3 separate regions of the Homo sapiens genome follow, and all the other regions are linked to region 1. The links are chromatin contacts, found by Hi-C or POLR2A ChIA-PET in ENCODE. All regions are on one chromosome and are shown on one strand. Each heading gives the region's core, a stretch centred on a gene start or an enhancer-like site at or near the end of the contact. The rest is flanking DNA. Distances are from core to core; before and after follow the strand shown.

Region 1 (3,549 bases), core at 1,050-3,549:
TCCAGCGTGAGCACCGGCAAAAGGCAGGTTCGCTCCCGGGCCTCCCTCAGGGCCAGGTTTCATCAATGAAATACGTGACTCCAGCTTCCACCTGCATTTCCACTCGGACTGTGGTTCTCTAAGAGGCATAAACAGTCTTGGGGGGACATCTCCAAATCGGTGGTCTCAGTCAGATGCCGACTTACCTGCTCTGCAAAGTCTGTCTCTCCCTCTGACCCGGGGTTTCTCATCTGACTGCTGTGATTTCAGTGTGCACAACCTCAGTCCCAGGCAGGTGGTGTGTCTCATCTCAGACCACAGGTTCTTTCCTGAAGATGTGCCTCGATGGATGGAGCTGCTGCCTTGCTGCCACGTTTTTTTTTTTTTGTTTGTTTTTGTTTTTTGTTTTTTTTTTTTTTTTTTTGAGACAGAGTCTCGCTTTGTTGCCCAGGCTGGAATGCAGTGGCGTGATCTCGGTTCACTGCAACCTCCACCCCTCAGGCTCAAGTGATCCTCCCACCTCAGTCTCCCGAGTAGCTAGGACTACATATATGCACTACCATGCCCAGCTATTTTTATGTATTTTTTGGAGAGATGAGGTTTCGATATGTGGCCCAGGCTGGTCTCAAACTCCTAATCTTAAGTGATCCACCCGCCGTGGCACCTCAAAGTGCTGAGATTACAGGCATGAGCTGCCGTGCCTGGCCTTTTTTTTTTTTTGAGACAGGGTCTCACTCTGTCGCCCAGGCTGGTGTGCACTGGTGCAATCTTGGCTCACTGCAGCCTCAACCTCCTGGGCTCAAGAGGTCCTCCCGAGTAGCAGGACTACAGGCACCTGCCACCACGCCTGGCTAATTTTTTTATTTTTATTTTTATATATTTTTTGAGATGCAGTCACGCTCTGTTGCCCAAGCTGAAGTGCAGTGGCATGATCTTGGGTCAGCCTCCACCTGCAGCCTCCATCTCCTGGGTTCAAGCGATTCTCACGCCTCAGTCTCCTGAGTAGCTGGGATTACAGGTGCTCTCCACTATGCCTGGCTCATTTTTGTATTTTGTACTTTTAGTAGAGATAGGGTTTCATCATGTTGGTCAGGCTGGTCTTGAACTGCTAGCCTCAAGTGGTCCACCCACCTCAGCCTCCCAAAGTAATTTTTTTTTTTTTTGAGACAGAGTCTCACTCTGTTGCCCAGGCTGGAGTGCAGTGGTGCAATCTCGGCTCACTGCAAGCTCTGCCTCCTGGGTTCACGCCATTCTCCTGCATCACCCTCCCGAGTAGCTGGGACTACAGGTGCCCGCCACCACGCCTGGCTAATTTTTTGTATTTTTAGTACAGACGGGGTTTCACCGTGTTAGCCAGGATGGCCCCGATCTCCTGACGTTGTGATCCGCCTGCCTCAGCCTCCCAAAGTGCCGGGATTACAGGCGTGAGCCACCGCGCCTGGCCCTCCCAAAGTAATTTTAAAATTTTTTGTAGCCACAGGGGCTTACTATGTTGTCCAGGCTGGTTTTGAACTCCTGGCTGCTAGCAGCTCTCCCACCTCGGCATCTCAAAGTGCTGGGATTATAGGTGTGAGCCACCACATCTGGCCTCCTACTCCACCTGCCCCTCCTTCACTCTTACTCCCAGCCATGTTTCCCTAGGGGCAGCCTCCTGCAGTGCCCGGGACAGACTGTGGGACCTGTTGGCTGCTCTCCAGCCCTGACTCGCCTTTGAGTGGTCACCATGGAGGGGCTGCTGCGTGGGGCACTGGGGGTCTGTCCACAAGCTGACCATCATCCTTCTGCAAGTAGGGGTTGCCTTGCTCTCCCGGCCCCTGTACCTGGGTGTCCTGCTTAGAGCCAGCTCGAGCCGGGCCTCATGGGTGTTCGTCCAAATGACCAAGTGGCTGGGCCTGCTGTGAGCTTTCTGGTGTTCCGGCGGAGAGTGGGGCTGTGGTGTGTGTCCCCGAGGGGGAGGTGGGGGGACAGCAGTGTTTATTGGGGTCCCGGGGATGCTGACAAATAACTTAACTCCCTCTTCTCTTACAGAACCTGCAACCATGGTCGTGCCACTAGCCAGCTCGGAAGCCCAGGTACTTTTTAAAAAATTCCAAGTATTACTTGATGTGTGTTAAAACGTACCTGCATCTTAAAATGTAAATCATAAAACATATATAGTTACACAGTTGTTTCAGGGAGGCAGGGTGCAGATGAAGTACCCAACAGGCTTAGTTGCAGGGACTGGATGAAACGCTGTTCACAGAGAGCAGACGTGGAGGAGACCGCCGGGGTGGGGAGGGTCCCCGTGGTGCTTCCGGCCTGGAGGAGGCAGTGGTGTTACTTCCTTCCACAGCTGCACAGATGAGGGGCACAGCTGACGTCTGCAGGGCCGGCCTCCCAGACACAGAGCCGGGGTCAGGGAGACGACTTCAGGTGCAAACAGGAAAAATCAGCCTGGTGACCAGTGCCCCGAAACCCCACCCGACCAAAACTGGAACCTCACCGCAGGGCAGGGCCTTCCTCTCCCATTCACCTGCCCTGAAGTCATGTCTGGAACGTCATGTTTCCACTTTCTACTGCCTTTTTAGTTTTCTTTCTTTGTTTTTTTTGCTTTTGTTCATTTTATTTTATTTTATTGTTTTGAGATGGAGTCGCGCTCTGTCGCCCAGGCTGGAGTGCAGTGGTGTGATCTCGGCTTACTGCAAGCTCCGCCTCCCGGGTTCACACCTTTCTCCTGCCTCAGCCTCCCAAGTAGCTGGGACTACTGGTGCCCGCCACCACGCCCGGCTAATTTTTTTCTATTTTTAGTAGAGACGGGGTTTCACCGTGTTAGCCAGGATGGTCTTGATGTCCTGACCTTGTGATTCACCTGCCTCGGCCTCCCAAAGTGCTGGGATTACAGGAGTGAGCCACCGCGCCCGGCCTTATTTTATTTTTTAATAGAGATGTCTCACTATGTTGCCCGGACTAGTCTCAAACTCCTGGGCTCAAGCCATCCTCCCACTTGGCCTCCCAAAGTGCTGGGATTACAGTTCTGAGCCACTGTGCCTGGCCTCTTTTTTTTTTTGAGATAGAATCTCCCTCTGTCACCCAGGTTGGACTGCAGTGGTGCGATCTCAGCTCACTGCAACCTCGGCTAGTTGCAGCGCAACCTCCGTCTCCTGGGTTCAAGCAATTCTCCTGCCTCAGCCTCCCGAGTAGCTGAGATTACAGGCGCATGCCACCACGCCTGGCTAATTTTTGTGTTTTTTTTTGTTTTTGAGACAGAGTCTCTCTCTGTCACCAGGCTGGAGTGCAGTGGCGTGATCTTGGCTCACTGCAACCTCCGCCTCCCGGGTTCACGCCATTCTCCTGGCCAGCCTCTCAAGTAGCTGGGACTACAGGCGCCCGCCACCATGCCCGGCTAATTTTTGTATTTTTAGTAGAAGTGGGGTTTCACCATGTTGGCCAGGATGGTCTCAAACTCCTGACCTCATGATTCACCCACCTCAGCCTCCCAAACTGCTGGGATTACAGGTGTGAGCCATCACGCCCAGCCTTTTTTTTTTTTTTTTTAGATCTACCCTCTTGTTGCCCAGGGGGAGTCCAGTG
Region 2 (3,549 bases), core at 488-2,987, 100 kb after region 1:
GGGCAGTCTCCCTCCAGGTCTGAGTGCATGGAGGGACACGGCGTCCGAAGCCACCCTAAGCTGGGGTGGAATCTCACTGCACCCTTTCTGAGCGATGTGGCCTTGGGGGGGCCGATGGAGTTGCCTGTCCTGTAGGTGACTGCTGGCCCCCAGGCTTCCGTAGGGTTAAATGAGATGGTGTTGGCAACACGCCCCCCAAAACCTGGCCATAAACTGGTCCCAAAACTGGCCATAAACAAAATCTCTGCAGCACTGTGACATGTTCATGACGGCCATGACGCCCACGCTGGAAGGTCGTGGGTTTACCAGAATGAGGGCAAGGAACACCTGGCCCACCCAGGGCGGAAAACTGCTTAAAGGCATTCTTAAGCCACAAACAATAGCGTGAGCGATCTGTGCCTTAAGGACATGCTCCTGCTGCAGGTAACTAGCCAGACCCATCCCTTTATCTTGGCCCATCCCTTCGTTTCCCATAAGGGATACTTTTAGTTAGTCTAATATCTACAGAAACAATGCTTATCACTGGTTTGCCGTTAATAAATACGTGGGTAAGTCTCTGTTCGAGGCTGTCAGCTCTGAAGGCTGTGAGACCCCTGATTTCCCACTCCACACCTCTCTATCTCTGTGTGTGTGTGTCTTTAGTTCCTCTAGCGCTGCCGGGTTAGGGTCTCCCCGACCGAGCTGGTCTCTGCAAGGTGGTGTGTGGCTCCCACTTGGGAGGCCTCCAGTTACTGGCACTGTCATCACCATGCCCACTGAACAAAGTGGACCAAGCCCCAGAGGCAGCCAAAACCACACCTTTCTGCAGGGAGGGTAAACTGAGCCCGCGAGCTCAGGGCAAGCGCACCAGGCGCATATGCTGGCCTTCATCTGTCCTCAGCTCCTCCCTGCGGGCACAAGCGGGGGCAGCTGAATCTTCCACGCGAGAAGCCTAAGAGTAGGGATACGGGGGCGGGGAGCAGCAGGCCTGCTCTGTGTGTAAACAACGGGAAAGCAGGAATAACGCCAGGGCCCGCGGACACCAGCTGCCTCCGAAGTCCCGCTGCCCGGCGCCTGCATGGAGCAGCCTCCTGAGCGCAGTGTGGCGCGTCCTCCTGTGTAAAGAGGGTAGAGCCGCGCCGGGTCCCTCCCTCTGCAGCCGTGAAGCCCCCGCGGGGCCCTGCAGGTGGCTGGCGGCACCTGCACACGGTGGTTCTCTGTTCCTTTTTCCTCCTCAACCACTGAGGTTAAAAAAAGTGTTAAAAGCCACCCTTTTTGTTTTTTTGAGACGGAGTCTCGCTCTGTCGCCCAGGCTGGAGTGCAGTGGTGCGATCTCGGCTCACTCCGAGCTCCGCCTCCCGGGTTCACGCCGTTCTCCCGCCTCAGCCTCCCGCGTAGCTGGGACTACAGGCGCCCGCCACCGCGCCCGGCTAATTTTTCGTATTTTTAGTGGAGACGGGGTTTCACCGTGTTAGCCAGGATGGTCTCGATCTCCTGACCTCGCGATCCGCCCGCCTCGGCCTCCCGAAGCGCTGGGATGACAGGCGTGAGCCGCCGCGCCCGCCCATTTTTTTTAAACGTGTTGGGGTTTGGGTTTCAGCCACAGGCCTTCTGCGATGAGAGGAAACCCAGGACGCGCAGCCCCAGGTCAGGCCCGCGGAACAGCCGGGCGGACTCCGGGGCTCGCAGACTCGCGACCCGCGTGCCATGAACCTCCGCGCCGGAGGCGGCAGCAGCGAGCGCGGGGCTGGATCCAGCGTAGCGGGGCGGCCGGGCGGATCCAGCGCAGCCGGGAGACAGATGCGAGGCGGCGGTCAGGTGAGCGGCGCGGGGCCGGCGGGGTCGGGGCCGGCGGGGACGGGGCCGGCGGGGACGGGGCCGGCGGGGACGGGGTCGGCGGGGTCGGGGCTGGGAGGGACGGGGCCGGCGGGGACGGGGTCGGCGGGGACGGGGCTGGGAGGGACGGGGCCGGCGGGGACGGGGCCGGCGGGGACGGGGCCGGCGGGGTCGGGGCTGGGAGGGACGGGGCCGGCGGGGACGGGGTCGGCGGGGTCGGGGCTGGGAGGGACGGGGCCGGCGGGGACGGGGCCGGCGGGGACGGGGCCGGCGAGGTCGGGGCCGGCGGGGACGGGGCTGGGAGGGCGGCCCGCCCGGCGCAGGGGCCTCGAGACCTCGGCCGCCCCACCCCGGGGACGCCGCCGCTGCTCCGGCGTCCACACCAGCTGCGTGCGGAGCACCCGGGCGGCTCAGGGGACCCGCGTGGCCGTGCCCCCGCCCTGGGCTGCTCCGAGCCTCAGTTTCCCCCTCGGTGGAACGGGTGGGTGGGAGAGACCTGCCCCCGAGGAGCCCGGGAGACCGGGCGAGCTCCCGCGGGTGTGGTGGGTGGGGAGGCACAGTGCTGGGGTGGCTTCTCCCTGCAGCAGGTGCCGAACCCACGGCCAGGCTTCCGTGGCCAGCAGCCCTAGAGGAATGGCCATCCTGTCCCTGCGAGCCCCTGGGCCCTGGCAGGCGATGCAGGTATGGGCAGACAGGACGCTGTTGACTCCGCACACCGGGGTGACTTCTCAGGTTCTCGGGGTGGCAGCTGCAGTGATGACACCGCTTCCTGGTGGTCACGCCGCGGGCAGGACGCGGGAGGCCAGGTCCGTGCATCCCGCGTGTCCTGAGCTTCGGCCCAGGGTCCCTCCGTGCCCCGGAACCCCGCCGGCTTTCTTCGGCTTCCTTTCATTGCTAAGTTGTGGGGTCCTCCCCGATGAGAGCAGTGGGCTCTAGAGGAGGGGCAGGGGGTGGCCAGACCTCTTGCTTTCACTCTTCCACTTCCTGCCCGCTCCTTTCTGAGGCCAAGTCCCACATCTGGGTGCAGAACTGGTGGGGTGAGCCTGGTGAGAGGGGCAGGCTGGCGTTCTGCTCAGAGTCGGCCACTGTGGCCGGCATCCCCAGGTCTGTGTGAGCAGAAGCTAAGGCTGCGAGGCCAGCGGCCTCCCCTCATTCATCCCCTGCCCGTGCGCCAGGCCTGGGGCTGGCACTGACTGTCAGTAAATAGGCAAATAAAAGATGCCTTTTTTCACAGCCCGGAGGAGAGCTGGTAGCCTAGAGTACAGCTGCTGGGCAGAACGGAGGTGTCCCTGCCAGCGTGCCTTCCTTGACGCTCCTCTGGCCATGTTTTAAACACCAGGAGGTTTCCAGCGGCTTCCCCAGGCGTAGCTCCTGCACCTTTTTCCTGGGCTGGTCACCATATGTGATGACAGTGCCAGTCTGTTCTGAGCAGCTCTGGGCTCCTGGCTTCACTGACATCATAAACAAGTCCTTAGCCCTTCCATCCACCCCAGAAAGTAGGTGTTCCCCCTGATTTATAGGCAAGACAATGGAGAACCAGAGTCTAAATCAGGGCTGATTTTTTTTTTTTTTTTGAGATGGAGTTTTGCTGTGTTGCCTAGGCTGGAGTGCAGTGGCACAATCTCGGCTCACTGCAACCTCCACCTCCCGTGTTCAAGTGATTCTCCTGCCTCAGCTTCCCAAGTAGCTGGATTACAGGCATGCACCACCATGCCCAGCTAATTTGTTTGTGTT
Region 3 (3,190 bases), core at 59-2,558, 81 kb before region 1:
CATGGTGAAACCCCATCTCTACTAAAAATACAAAACTTAGCCAGGCGTGGTGGTGCGCGCCTGTAGTCCCAGCTACTTGGGAGGCTGAGGCAGGAGAATCACTTGAACCAGAGAGGCAGAGGCTGCAGTGAGCCAAGATTGCGCCACTGTGCCCCAGAGTAAGACTCCACCAGAAAAAAAAAACAAAACAACAACAACAACAAAAAACAAGTTCTCGGGCGCAATGGCTCACGCCTGTAATTCCAGCATTTTGGGAGGCCAAGGCGTGTGGGTAATTTGAGGCCAGGAGTTTAAGACCAGCCTGGACAACATGGTGAAACCCCGTCTGTACTAAAGATACCAAAATTAGTCGGGCGTGGTGGCAGGCGCCTGTAGTCCCAGCTACTGGAGAGGCTGAGGCATGAGAATTGCTTGAACCCAGGAGGCAGAGGCTGCAGTGAGCCAAGACTGCACCACTGAGCACAGCGAGACGTTGTCTCAAAAAATATATCAGTAAAAATAAAAAAAGAAGTTCGTGTTGGGAGAAACTGAGAAAGTATAGCAGGGTTTCTCTGTATTTATTAATATATTTTTTTGAGACAGGGTCTTGCTGTGTCATCCTGGCTGGAATAGAGTGGCGTGATCTTGGCTCACTGCAACCTCCACCTCCTGGGCTCAAGTGATTTCTCTTGCCTCAGCCTCCCAAGTAGCTGGAACCAAAGGTGCACACAACTGTGCCCAGCTAATTTTTGCATTCTTTGTAGAGATGGGGTTTCACTATGTTGCCCGGGCTGGTCTTGAACTCCTGAGTTCAGGTGATCAACCCGCCTTGGCCTCCCACAGTGCTGGGATCACAGGTGTGAGCACCGTGCCCAGTATCTGTATAATTTCTTAAGAGCTGCACATGAGGCCACAACGATTTTAGTCAAGATTCCAATCAAACCATCTAAGTGCTGCTGTTCTTGCCTCTGAGGAGACAGTCGGCACACGCACCCTAGACTCGAGACGAGGAGACAGTCGGCACACACACACCCTAGACTCGGGACGTGGCATGATGCAGGGGAAGGAACGGTCACCTACGTGCTGCTGTTCTTGCCCGAGGAGCACACACAAACCCTAGACTCAGGACGTGGCATGATGCAGGAGAAGGAACGGTCACCTACGTGAACATCTTCCTCTTTCAACACCTCTCGGAAGGTTCTGTGTGTCCAGAGAGAGAGGGCAGCTCTCTGCCAGTCTGCAGAAGGAAGGTGCAAGGGTCTCCAGGAAAGGCTGGCTACGTCCTCCTCAGAAAGAGGCTGTCGGGCCTCTGAGAACAATCTGAACATGAGGAACTGAAACTGAAACAGAGAGTGACCCGGCCGTTTCTTCATTGCGCAAGTTTCACTGTGAGTGGCTGAGCAAATGCTCAGGTGGAAACAGACCATCAACAGCCCACACACACAACCCCACATTCAGAGGACCTCAGTCCAGCCCCTGGGAGGGCGCAATACACGACCCCACGTTCAGGGGACCTCAGTCCAGCCCCTGGGAGGGCACAACACACAACCCCACGTTTAGGGGACCTCAGTCCAGCCCTTGGGAGGGCACAACACACAACCCCACGTTCAGGGGACCTCAGTCCAGCCCCTGGGAGGGCACAACACACAACCCCACGTTCAGGGGACCTCAGTCCAGCCCCTGGAAGGGTGCAGAGCCCCTCAGCGATCATGGCTGTGCACAGTGCTCCAGGGAAGAGCCTATGTGCAGACCTTCCTGCCATCTGACTGCTTCCTTGAGCTAAATGTCTGGAAGCAGAATTGCAGGAACAAAACTGCCTCCCAGGGGTAGGGCTGGTTTGGTCCCGGGCAGTGAAACAGCCCATCTCTAGGCCTCTGCCAGGAATGGCGTTCCCACCAAAAATGCACACCAACTGGACAAGCCAGACACACTATTGGTGCTGCGTGACCGTGTCCATCTCTGCCCCCGAGGAGATGAGAGCCTCCCATGTTTATAACCAGCCTGCTCCAAGGACTGTCGTCCCTGCTCAGCATGCTGGGTGGGAACCACGCTGCCCTCTCCTAAGCTCAAACTCCATGTTTTCTTTAAAAACTTGGCACCAGGGACAAAGTTCCTCAGAGGAAATAACTGGAAATACGTGCACCCTGGATCCTCAGGGGCTGCTCCCAGATTCTGACTTAATTTATCTGGAAAGGGGCCAGGAATCTATAGTTTCAAAAGCTTCTCAGTTGATTCTAATGTGAAGCCTGAAGTTGAAAACCATTATTTATTTATTTTTTTTTTTTTTTGAGGTGGAGTCTCGCTCTGTTGCCCAGGCTGGAGTGCAGTGGTGCAGTCTCGGCTCACTGCAACCTTTGCCTCCCTGGTTCAAGCGATTCTCCTGCCTCAGCCTCCCAAGTAGCTGGGATTACAGGCGTGCGCCACCACGCCTGGCTAATTTTTGTATTTTTAGTAGAGACCAGGTTTCACCATGTTGGCCAGGCTGGTCTCGATCTCTTGACCTCATGATCTGCCCGCCTCGGCCTCCCAAAGTGTTGGGATTACAGGCATGAGCCACCACGCCCAGCCTGAAAACCACTATTTTATACACGAGACGTTCATTAAAATCCTATAAAAGGACAACACTGGTTTGCAGTGCCATTTCACCTTTACTTTTGACATTCAGGGTTTCCAATGCTCATCTTTAAATTCCTTTGTCTGGGCCGGGCACCAGCGGCTCACGCCTGTAATCCCAGCACTTTGGGAGGCCAAGGCGGGTGGATCACTTGAGGTCAGGAGTTCGAAAACAGCCTGGCCAACATGGTGAAACCCTATCTCTACTAAAAAACATACAAAACAATTAGCCGGGTATGGTGGCACGTGCCTGTAATCCCAGCAACTTGGGAAGCTAAGGCAGGAGAACTGCCTGAACCCGGGAGGTGGAGGTTGCAGTGGGCCGAGATCGCACCACTGCACTCCAGCCTGGGCGACAGAGCAAGACTCCATCTCAAAAAAAAAAAAAAATTCCTTTGTCTGAACAATGTAAGGAACATTTACTAGATGAGAGGAATAAGAATTCTTCTTTCCAGGGAAAGATACTTATTATGAATACTGATCTTTTAATTCATCTATCCTATAAATGCCAACATCTATTTCATTACAATTACAGACTTGTAGTTGTCTTCATACAACTTCACTTTACACTCAGAGAACACAAGGAAAGGCAGCACTC

Evidence for each region. Hi-C counts contacts between places; a loop is a spot of excess contacts on that map. ChIA-PET counts read pairs that join two places held with the same protein, here RNA polymerase II (POLR2A). Pooled maps may share reads with other maps.
Region 2: a loop to region 1 is called in a pooled map, with 2.6 times the contacts of the local background. The contact joins the promoter of DEF8 here to the enhancer-like site in region 1. A Hi-C loop is called at or near these places in 2 of 50 pooled maps. POLR2A ChIA-PET finds 5 or more read pairs at or near these places in 4 of 52 experiments (B cell, Caco-2, common myeloid progenitor, CD34-positive and 1 more).
Region 3: a pooled map shows a loop between it and region 1 (2.3-fold over the local background). The contact joins two enhancer-like sites. A Hi-C loop is called at or near these places in 6 of 168 maps with a recorded cell type or tissue (ascending aorta, heart left ventricle, heart right ventricle and 3 more) and 2 of 50 pooled maps. POLR2A ChIA-PET finds 5 or more read pairs at or near these places in 6 of 52 experiments (GM12878, OCI-LY7, Panc1 and 3 more).

Annotation. Positions count from the first base shown.
Region 1 is chr16:89,843,315-89,846,863 of GRCh38, forward strand. It overlaps SPIRE2 (spire type actin nucleation factor 2), which reads left to right. Exons shown (of 15, transcript NM_032451.2): 2 at 2,008-2,051. Among named protein-coding and RNA genes, the nearest start is that of SPIRE2, 17 kb to the left of the region's middle. Within about 2 kb of position 2,300, at least 2 of the 41 ENCODE cell types and tissues checked have a DNase peak (open chromatin) inside an H3K27ac peak, as active enhancers do; they include OCI-LY7, where a contact is called at or near this core.
Region 2 is chr16:89,947,018-89,950,566 of GRCh38, forward strand. DEF8 (differentially expressed in FDCP 8 homolog) reads left to right here and starts at 1,738. Exons shown (of 13, transcript NM_001242818.2): 1 at 1,738-1,797; 2 at 2,400-2,496. RefSeq lists an enhancer at 748-1,087 and a silencer at 1,768-1,867.
Region 3 is chr16:89,763,748-89,766,937 of GRCh38, forward strand. FANCA (FA complementation group A) reads right to left here. Exons shown (of 43, transcript NM_000135.4): 28 at 1,143-1,319. Among named protein-coding and RNA genes, the nearest start is that of ZNF276, 44 kb to the left of the region's middle. RefSeq lists enhancers at 1,223-1,332, 1,493-1,562. Within about 2 kb of position 1,309, at least 14 of the 41 ENCODE cell types and tissues checked have a DNase peak (open chromatin) inside an H3K27ac peak, as active enhancers do; they include OCI-LY7, where a contact is called at or near this core.